Regions from separate parts of the Homo sapiens genome. Here region 2 is linked to region 1. Evidence: read pairs that join two places in POLR2A ChIA-PET (ENCODE). Cell type or tissue: OCI-LY7. All regions are shown on one strand. Each heading gives the region's core, and the rest is flanking DNA. Links, peaks and the distances in the headings are about the cores only.

The links. ChIA-PET counts read pairs that join two places held together with the same protein. Peaks named below come from ENCODE experiments on the same cell type or tissue, not always from the same donor. Only the 100,000 strongest peaks of a DNase experiment are listed, where the experiment ranks them.
Region 2: POLR2A ChIA-PET joins it to region 1 with 5 read pairs; 4 of 35 experiments call an interaction of 5 or more read pairs at or near these places.

Annotation. Positions count from the first base shown.
Region 1 is chr2:37,387,185-37,392,555 of GRCh38, reverse strand. No RefSeq gene overlaps it. Among named protein-coding and RNA genes, the nearest start is that of QPCT, 45 kb to the right of the region's middle. RefSeq lists an enhancer at 2,263-2,452. In OCI-LY7, for the core only: no CTCF peak of the experiment used is centred there; a DNase peak (open chromatin) is centred at 1,995; H3K4me3 peaks cover 1,940 bases; H3K27ac peaks cover 2,643 bases.
Region 2 is chr2:37,193,396-37,198,766 of GRCh38, reverse strand. It overlaps CEBPZOS (CEBPZ opposite strand), which reads right to left and starts at 2,271. Exons shown (of 5, transcript NM_001322374.2): 1 at 2,247-2,271. It also overlaps a transcript of SULT6B1 not described here and the pseudogene RPL31P16. RefSeq lists a silencer at 2,298-2,437. In OCI-LY7, for the core only: a CTCF peak has its summit at 2,404; DNase peaks (open chromatin) are centred at 246, 576, 1,656 and 2,276; H3K4me3 peaks cover 2,749 bases; H3K27ac peaks cover 2,518 bases.

The sequences.
Region 1 (5,371 bases), core at 102-5,101:
AATGGTGCTCAAGGACAGATCACAGAGGACCAATCAGACCACTGTAAGGGCATTTATTCTGAATGAGATAAGGAATTATTGCAGGGCTTTGAGTAGAGGAGTGACATGACGGGACCTAATTCCTTAAAGAACCGCTCTTCCTGCTGCATGAAGAATAGACTGAAGGGGGCAAGGGTAGAACCAGGAAGCCTTGATAAGAGGCTGTTAAAGTTATCAAGGTAAGAGATAATGGTGGCTTGGACCCAGTGCAGCAGCAATGGGGGTGGTAGAAGGTGATTGGATTCTGGATGTATTTGGAAGATAGACCTGGCCAGGCTACCTTCTGACTGGGTGTGGGATGTGAAATAGAAGAATCAAGAATGACTCCAAGGCCAGGCATGGTGGCTCACACCTATAATCCCAGGACTTTGGGAGGCCGAGGTGGGTGGATCACTTGAGGTCAGAAGTTCGATACCAGCCTCGCCAACATGGCAAAACCCTGTCTCTACGAAGCATACAAAAATTAGCCGGGCTTGGTGGCACACCCCTGTAATCCCAACTACTAGGGAGGCTGAGACAGGAGAATTGCTTGAATCCAGGGAGCGGAGGTTGCAGTGAGCCGTGATTGCACCACTGCACTCCAGCCTGAGCAACAGAGCGAGATTATGTCTCAATAAAAAGAATGACTCCTATGTTTTGGGCTACAGGAAGGTTGGAGCTACTGCCATCCAACAATGTCTGAAGCAGATTTGTGGGGAGGAGACCAGGAGTTCAGTGGGAACTTGCTGAATCTGACCTTCAAGTAGAACTGTTCAGTAGGCCGTTGTACATACAAGTCTAGAAAACATTTGAGAGCTCCAGGAGTTGCCAACATATACATGGTATTTAAAGACTTGAAGCTGGATGAGGTCAACAATGGACTGAGATGGAGAAATGAAGAGGAACAAGAACTGAGTCTTAGAGCCTTTCAAACTTGACAAGTCTGAAGATGAAGAGGAATCAGCAAAAGACACTGGAAAATAGCCACCAGGGTGTTGGAGGAAAATCCCATACAATTCTAATTTCAGTGGGCACACAGGACAGAACATTCTATTCTCGAATCTTCTTTGGTTCCCTGAACCAATGTAAACAAATTCCATACTTCTGAGTGCTTTTTTCTTTATACCTGATGCCCAACCATTTCAAGCCCTCTCCCTGGGTTTCCTGTATAGCTCTGGTAACAGCCAGAGCCACAGCCGCGACATCATGAAAAGCTCAGATGGGCAGCCTCTTTCCTGCTTTGATACATCCCATGTCCAGAGGAAGAACTGTGGATCTAAACAGAACCCACAGATGGTGGCCTACCTAACACTATCAAAACACAGAAAGAATGAATGCTCAAACAAGCTCCCCGTCAGGGTGTTGTGCTGCTTTCAGGAGCCCAGCAGCATGTAGAAGATGATGTGCAGAACTCGAGGAAGAGGATAGATAGACTTGAGGACCCAGAGCATCCTACAACTTGAGACATGTAGCCCACTACCTCTATGAGGATCCTGCCCTATATCCTTGTGGACCATGTGCTGAAGTTGCCCTTAGGAGGAAGCAATGTCTAGGAATTAACTTCTGAGGTTCTGAGAACACAGAAATATCTTCAAAGCTTCATCTTTACAATTGGATTTACATACTGACTCATGTTTGAAATTCTGCCATTATCAGAGTTTAATCACTTGATTTTAAAATGTTTCTAATCAACTCTGCTGTTCCTTATTCTCAGCTCAAAATGGGAACATAGAGTTTGATAGAGAGGAACCGGGAGAAGAGAGAAGGCATGGGATGATGAGGAGGGAGAAAGTCCCCTCCACTTCTGCCTCACCTCCCAGGAAGGAAACTAGTCCATAACAGGGAGGCAGGAAATGTAACCTCCCACCTGGAGTTTCCCCTGTTGACAGATGGGGGAGGAAGTCATGGGGATGAGTCAGAAACTCTTTGAGGGAGGCTTTGCTTGAGAGCTGCCTATGCAAATTGTCTTGGGCTTCCTTTTCTGCCACAGAGGAAACAGACTAAACCTAAAGGCTTTGCTGGTACACAGAAGCCAAAAGGAGATCAAGTGTGACTATTCCGAGGTCAGGTTTCTCGCTCGATGCCTGAAGGAGGTTCAACACCCCCTCCTTCCTCTGCCTACTCCTTCTGGCCTTCTGCCCTCCACCCAATTCTCTGTCTCACCCACAAATCCTACCCAATGCAGAAAAGTACTCCATACTGTGGTTCTTCATTTCTCTTTATTTCATAACCATATTTCTCATCTCTCTTCCCTGGGACTTCCTCAAATGTCCTTCTTTTGAAGGAGAGAGATGAGGAGGAGGCAAGAGGCATACCTAGGGAATTCCCTGGAGTTCAACTGAAACTTGTTGCAGTTCTGTTTCTAAGTCACCATTTCCCTGAGGGCAGCACTTTCAGAACCTACTGGCAACTGAAGTCTAGATCCCCACTCTGAAGCTCAGAGCCTCCCTTTGGCGGGCCTTGGGAAAGGAGGACAGGCACAGACAGCTTACACCCAGCATCTGGCTCCTGGCTGTGAGCTTGGATCTCTCCCTGCATCTGTTCCCTCGGTGCCTAATTCCAGCCCTGTGGGTAGATTTGGTCTTCAATAGCTGTCTGGTGCTTCAAGCTTTGTTTGTCTAGCTAGAAGCTTCAATTCTTGGTTTTTTGTTTTTTTTTTTTACTTCAAATAACCAGGTACTCCATAATACTTGGAGTGTTCATCTGAAAACTCAAAATGAGTCACTTCGATTTGAAACAGAGATACAGGATTAGCATAATAGAGTGAAAAGGCATGAGACTGGGTGCAAATCCCAAAACCTGACTTCTGGCCCAATCTTCATTATTGTATAAACTTGAACAAGTTGCTAAAGCTCTCTGTATCTGAGTTTGCCCCATCTCCTCCAGGATGAAGCAGGGCAGGCCTTGAATGAGGACAGGGGCCCTGAGAGCTGGAGCTGGGAGGTGTAGATGCTCATGGCAGCCAGTAGAGCCAAGAGGCAGAGGGCAAACCAGGTTCTTAGAGAACACAAAAGGCCCAGACCAAGGATACCAAATCTCTCACCACAATCAAGAGTAAAAGCCAGGAGATACACTGTTACATTTTATATAGGGTAGTTGGAGAAGGCCTGTGATAAAGGGACATTTGAGGCAAGTCCTGAAGCCAGAGAAATAGAAGCTGGATCAGTTCTTGAATATTTGTTTAATCACCAAGTATGTATTAAACCTCTGACACACACAAATATCTCCAAGTTGCTGGGAATACAATGATGAAAAACATAGACATAGTCCTTGCCCTCATGAAACCTACAATTTGATCATGAAAACAGGCTGCCCCCCACCCATAGTAAAACAATATTGTAATGACAAGTTGTGATAAGAAAAAAGAAAGAAATGAGTAGAGTGCTGAGATAGAAATATACAGGGAAGGACCTATTCTGGATAAGAGGATGTGAGGAACAGCCTCTGTGAGAAGGCCAAGAAAGAGACAGCAATGTAAATCGGGACTAAAGGAGAATCCCATGTGGAGGATAAGGATGTCCAGAAGCCTCCCTATGGCAGGGGACTGCTTAGTAAGTTCAAGGAACAAAAGAGGGCAATGGCATTTTAGGCCAGAGAGGGAGGGAAAGAGTGGTAGAATGTTGAGTTTCTGGGCCAGGCACGGTGGCTCACGCCTAGAATCCCAGCACTCTGGGAGGCTGAAGCAGGTGGATCACCTGAGGTCAGGAGTTTGAGACCAGCCTGCCCAACATGGTGAAACCCTGTCTCTACAAAAAATACAAAAAAAAAAATTAGCCCGGCATGATGTTGGGCGCCTGTAATCCCAGCTATTCAGGAGGCTGAGACAGGAGAATTGCTTGAACCCAGGTGGTGGAGGTTGAAGTGAGCCGAGATTGCACCACTGCACTCCAGCCTGGGCAACAGAGTGAGACTCTGTCTCAAAAAAAAAAAAAAAAAAAAAGATTGTTGAGTTTCTGAGTGGGGAGGGCCTTGTAGGCCATAGTAAGCCATAGTTAAGGAGTTCATATTAATTCTCAGTGCAGTGAAAAACCATCACAGGGTTTTATGCAGCATAGCAATGAGACCTGATTAATGTGTTTAAAACATTTCTCTGACTGTTGCATGAAGTCTAGAATGAAGCAGGGTGGAATGCTGCAGGGAGTCCAATTGGGAGGCTGTTGCATATCACAGGTGAGAGAGGAGGAAGCAGAAGCAAGATCAAGAGCAGATTCAAAGCAAGAGGTACCAAAGGATTGCCACAGATGAGTGGGACTTACCAGGTGACTTACAAGTGAACCATCCTGGCTTCAGTGAATCATCCTGGCTTAAGGTCCAGGATTAGGAAAGACAAGTTTCCTCATCATGAAGTTCATTCAACAAGTATTTAACATGCATCTACCATGTTCCAAGTACTAGGCCGGTCATTGAGGATACAGCAGTAAACGAAACAAACTCCCTACTCTTCTTCTGGGCTCACATTCTAGAGAGGAGAGAGAGATAACACACAAATAAACAGATAACAGTCCCCTAGAAATCAGAGCCTGAAACAAAAGCTCATGGCTTAGACTTTATGAGAGAAGGTGCAATTTAGGGGGAGTAAAAGTGAAGGAAAGTAGGAAGTGAGACAGGAAAGGAAGAATGGCAAATACAAGGGATGTGTTACCAAGATGGCCAGCTTTGCCACAAATACAGCTTGTTTCTCCATCTCCATCTCTTCCAGAGAGGTCAAATAAAATCACTGCATGTCAAAACAATCCACTGGAGGGAGGAAGGGTAAGCAATTAACCCTCGGTCTCTTCCTATCTCCTGCTTTCCATTGATTTGTCTACTGTGCAGGACATTAACTGTATGTATTTCTGGGTTGTGTCACTGGCCCCCAGGGCAGCTGCTGGGGAAGCCAGAGCTTCCCTGGATTCAGTTGAGTCAGACCTCAGTGTTGCAGCTGCTGCAGCTCCTACCAAACATAAGTCTAACCCTCATCTCTGGGGAAAGAAGAAGCAATGTGTAGCGTTAGGGGATGAAGTGATTGATGGTGGTGGCTTTACAGCGTAAGTTGTCACTAAGACCTCTCCAGGATGGAAAATGGGCAAGTCCAGGGGACAGGATGAAGGGGATCAGGGAAGGCCCCTCCAATTAAGTATTAGTTGAGCAAAACCTCAGATGAAATGTGGGCACATCCGACGCAAATATCTAGGGGAAAGCATTCCAGGCAGAGGAGCAAGCACATAGAAAGGCAGTGATTCAGGACTGTGCTCAGCTTGTTTGGGAAAAGCCAGGAGGCCAGTGTGGCCAGGAGAGGTGATGTAGGAAGAGAGCCATAGGAGGAGGGACCAGAAAGATGGAGGAGCCTGGTCATATGGAACCTTGTCAGCCA
Region 2 (5,371 bases), core at 195-5,194, 190 kb after region 1:
TGTCTTCCTTTAAAAGCTAATCAGGAAAAAGCGTTTGTGTCATTATTCTTTTTCAAATTAAAGATAAGCTAAGAAAATAGAATATAAGACTTACTGAAGACATTAATGTAAACCCAAGTTTTTAGTCAGCCTCCTTATAACCTCAAAGTCCAGAAGAGGAGAACCACTTGTTTTTCAGATTTTTCTATTGTCCTGTGTGTGCTCTTTTGTTCTCAATCCCAGCTCGCTGCTGTCAGGTGTTTACTCCATTCACTTCCGACCCCTTTTCAATGCCTGAGGGTGGGTGTAATCAAATAACCTTCCTTTTGTAGGATTATTCTGCTGATATCTTACCAGGTGGCCCTCCCCACCACCCCCCAAATTCCCTCATTTTAATAATGTGATCACCCTGGGGACCAAAAGATTAAAACTTTATTATTCTTATTTAAAAGAAATGAAGCAAAGAAATTTACAAAGTAATTCATATATAACTAAGAGGCAGTTGAGTGGTGGGAAGGGACAGTTGTTTTGCTCCATTCACTACAATGCTGTACATGACTGACAGAAAGTAAGTCATGCTCAGTACAGATGCCTCTCTTGGGGTTATTTTTTTTTTATTTTATTTTTGGAGACACGGTCTCGCTCTGTCGCCCAGGCTGGAGTGCAGTGGCGCGATCTTGGCTCACTGTAACCTCCGCCTGCCGGATTCAAGCAATTCTCTTGCCTCAGCCTCCCCAGTAGCTGGGAGCTGGGACTCCCGCCACCAGGCCCAGCAAATTTTTTGTATTTTAGTAGAGACGGATTTCACCCTGTTGCCCAGGGTGGTCCCCAACTCCTGAGCTCAGGCAATCCACAGGCCTCGGCCTCCCAAAGTGCTAGGATTACAGGCGTGGGCCACCGCGCCTGGCCTATTTTTATTTTTTTGAGACTGGGTCTTGCTGTCTCCCAGGCAGGAGTGCAGTGGTGCGATCCTGGCTCACTGCAACCTCCGTCTCCCGGGTTCAAGTGATTCTCCTGCCTCAGCCTCCCGAGTAGCTGGGATTATAGGCGTGTGCCACCACGTCTGGCTAATTTTTTGTATGTTTAGTAGAGATGAGGTTTCACCATGTTGGCCAGGCTAACTTCCGACCTCAAGTGATCCTCCCGCCTCGGCCTCCCAAAGTGCTGGTATTACAGGCGTGTGCCGCCACGCCCGGCCTCTTGGGGTTATTTTTAATGTTCAAGGAATGAACAAAGACCGCCTGCAGCCAGTTCCATTATTCAAGGAATCGAAGTAAAATTTTGTTTTAAGAGAGGGTGGTGCTAAGAAATAAAGTCCATCTGTAGGCCAGGGTTAAAAGAAAAGAAAATAAAGTGCGAATAATACTGTACGGCTGCCTTGGTGTATAGTGGTGAGCATAGCTGCCTCCAAATAACACCGTACAACAAAGTATTTACCTTTTTAAAAATACATATACGTTTTGCACTGAGGCTCTCGGCTTCAGGAGGCTGATAAAACTTCAAGTTCCTTTGCTACAGACCACCAGGGATACACCTGTCCACCCACAAAGAAGTGAGGTTTACTAGCTGCGGCAAGGGAGACACGGCAGACCAGCGCCTGCCTTCTCGGCACAGGGAAAGGCATCATTCCGGGAAGTTTAGGTGAAGTTTAACACGAAGCCGCCTCTGACAGATTCGGCGCAGGGCTGTGTGTCATGCAGTTAACATCACACGGGGCTGAGACGCTGACTCGGGGACACAAGCTCAAGCCAAATGTGCAATGCTGGGTCGGAAGCCCCTTATCCCGGGATGCGCTCCAGGGAATCGGGGCGGCCTCCCAGCTTAGCGTCTGCAGGCTACGCGGTTTCAAGCAGCAACGTCTCTCCCAGCCTAGCTGTGCAGAGGACGACTTTTCAACAGAGGCCGAGAGCTGGCCGCCTCCGCTCCCCCGGCTCCCGGCTCCTGCCGCGGTCCCACCCAGCTCCCGCTTCCCCCGGTTCCCTGGTGCCCTCGGCTGCCCTCAGCTCTCCCCTAGCCCGCGGAACGCTAGGCCCGGGCCTGCAGGCGACACGCGCGGGCACGCACGGAGCACGGCCCGGCCGCCAGACCACGGCCGCCTAGCGACCCGGAAACACTCGCCTCCAGTGAATTAAGGCAGTGACACCTGACTATCCTCCACATGCCCCCAGAACTGTGACGAGGCCCCACGCAGAAGACCGCCCCACTCTCGTCGCACTAGGGACCCCGAAATCCGACCGCCCATGGGAAGCCACTCGCCAGAGTCTTACCTGAGGTGCGTTCAAGGGGGACTGCGCATGCGCAACGGTTGGCGACGCTCCACCCCTTCCGTTGTCGGCTCCGCCCCCACATTCGTAATTACTATTAATTGTACTCTGACCGCGACCCGAACCTGACTGCCCTCTATGTACATTATTTTACGGAATGTTCGCAATAACACATGCAACAGGTGCTGAGTGTATCTCATTTTACGGAGAAAGCAAGAGGCTTACACTGCCCACAATCGCAGTTAGTAAAATCAGAATTCACATTTAAACCCAGGAAACTGACTACGTGTAGCCTGTTCTGGGTCGTTTTTCTAACACCCTGAAACTTAAAGTGTGATAGTCTCAGAGGACTACCAACATAAGCATCACCTGAAAACTTGTTAGAAATGAAGAACTAGGCCGGGCGCGGTGGCTCACGCCTATAATCCCAGCACTTTGGGAGGCCTAGATGGGAGGATCACGACATCAGGAGACCGAGACCATCCTGGCTAACACGGTGAGACCCCGTCTCTACTAAAAATACGTTTAAAAAAAAATAGCTGGTCGTAGTGGCATGCGCCTGTAGTCCCAGCTACCGGGGAGGCTGAGGCAGGAGAATCGCTTGAACCCGGGAGGCGGAGGTTGCAGTGAGCTGAGATCGCACCACTGCACTCCAGCCTGGGCGACAGAGTGAGACTTTGTCTCAAAAAAAAAAAAATGCAGAACTACTGAATCTGAAACTGCATTTTAGCCAGATCCCTAAAGAATTCGTTTGCAAAGTAACACTTGAGAAAGCGCGAAGGGGACATGGAAACAGAGAAGAGAAAAAGAATATAAAAGTATATTGAAGTACCGTGTGCAAGACAAAGCCTGGAACACCCAAAACAGGCACAGATCTACCTTCATCGAAGTTCTAGTCTAGTTAGGGGTATTTACCACAAATAACTGATGGAAAGTACACAATGATAAGGGCCTTGCTTCTAATCCGAGGAATCTGTAAAGGTTTTAGAGAAGGGGTGATAGCTGGAGCTAACTCTGTCCACGCCAAGTAAAGGAAGTGCCTCTGCAAGGTGCTCTGTGATTGCCCCAATTTTCCTAACACCCGCCCCACCCCTAGTCCAGCCCATGTGGTTCATCTGTGTAACTAAAGCATCATAAATTGTGAAAAACATATGAATTTAGGGAGAACAAAAACTTTCAGACCATATAGCAAGGCTCCACTACATTGGTTTGAAATACCAGAATATCAGTGTTAAAAGTACCAGGATGACAAAGCAAGATGAAAAAGCTATTGGGGCTTGGTGCGGTGGCTCACACCTGTAATCCCAGCACTTTGGGAGGCCAAGGTGGGCAGATAACCTGAGGTCAGGAGTTCAAGACCAGCCTAGCCAACAAGGAGAAACCCCATCTCTACTAAAAATATGAAAATTAGCTGGGTGAGGTGGAGCATGCCTGTAATCCCAGCTATTCGGAAATCTAAGGCAGGAGAGTTGCTTGAACCCAGGAGGCAGAGGTTAAAGTGAGCCAAGATCGTGCCACTGCACTCCAGCCTGGGCGACAGAGTAAGACTGTGTCTCAAAAATGGAAGGAAGGAAGGAAGGAAGGAAGGAAGGAAGGAAGGAAGGAAGGAAGGAAGGAAGGAAGGAAAGAAGGAAGGAAGGAAGGGAGGGAGGGAGGGAGGGAGGGAGGGAGGAAGGAAGGAGAAAGAAGAAAAGGTCATTGGAATGGTTCAGATTGAAAAAAAGAAAAGAGGAGAAAAAAAGCTTAAAGAAATGATAACAAGCTTTACCAACTTGGGCCTAGCAGAATGGCTCCTGCAAAGAACAGTGGCAAGAAGAAAATGGACCATTCTGCCATCAACGAGGTGATGACCCAAGAATACACCAACATTCACAAGCACATCCACAGAGTGGGCTTCAAGAAGCATGTCCCTCAGGCACTCAAAGAGATCCGGAAATTTTGCAATGAAGGAGATGGGAACTCCAGATGTGTGCATTGATACCAGGCTCAATAAAGTTGTCTTTGCCAAAGGAATAAGGAATGTCCCGTACCGTATCCGCGTGCAGCTGTCCAGAGGATGTAATGAGGATGAAGATTCACCAAATAAGCTCTGTACTTTGATTACCTATGTACCTGTTACCACTTTCAAAAATCTACAGATAGTCAGCCAGGCACGGTGGCTCATGCCTGTAACCCCAGCACTTTGGGAGGCCAAGATGGGCAGATCACTTGAGGTCAGGAGTTCAAGACCAGCTTGGCCAATATGGTGAAACCCTGTCTCTACTAAAAATACAAAAAATTAGTCAAGATCTCACTGCACTCCACCCTAGGTGACAGAAAAAGGCTTTGTCTCGAAAAAAAAAAAATCTACAGACAGTCAATGTGGATGAGAACTAACCACTGAATCTTCAACTACATCAAATATAACTATATAAATATAAAATTTCTTTCACGAAAAAACAGAAATTATAAGAAAGACTAAAATAATTGTATAGAAATGTCATGATTTCTGCAGGAAAATATATATAAACTAATAACGATATTGCACAAAGCTTGACATTTTGAGATAAGACACATTTTGGCCAGAAGGTTTGGAGCAGGAAAAGTGTAGACTCCAGTAGAAACTTTTACCAAGGGTCCTTTAGCGACAGTGCCTTCCTGGTCCTAGCCTGATTTACTAACTCTGGTAGAGGGATGCAAATGACTAGAAAGATGTGCTAGTTCTCTCCAAAGCACAGAAGCAGGCTAAAATCCCAGTCTTCTGTAGTGGCCATAGGGACCTCCACTTTAACAAATATGTACTAGGTTTGCTGTCCATTCTCCCATCTTCACCTTAAAGCCTAGACATTTCTTTTCATATTTTCTCCTTCTTCTCCTTCTTCTCCTTCTTCTCCTTCTTCTTCTTCTTCTTCTTCTTCTTCTTCTTCTTCTTCTTCTTCTTCTTCTTTTTCTTCTTCTTCTTTTTCTTCTTTTTTTTTTGGTAAATGTCTATAGACTGGAAAAAAACAAAGGAAAAGAAGGTAAGAGGGCATGGTGTCTTTAATGCCAAGGAAATAAACTTTATTTTATTATTATTATATTTTGAGACAGAGTCTCACTCTGTCACCCGGGCTGGAGTGCAGTGGCACGATCTCAGCTCACTACAAGCC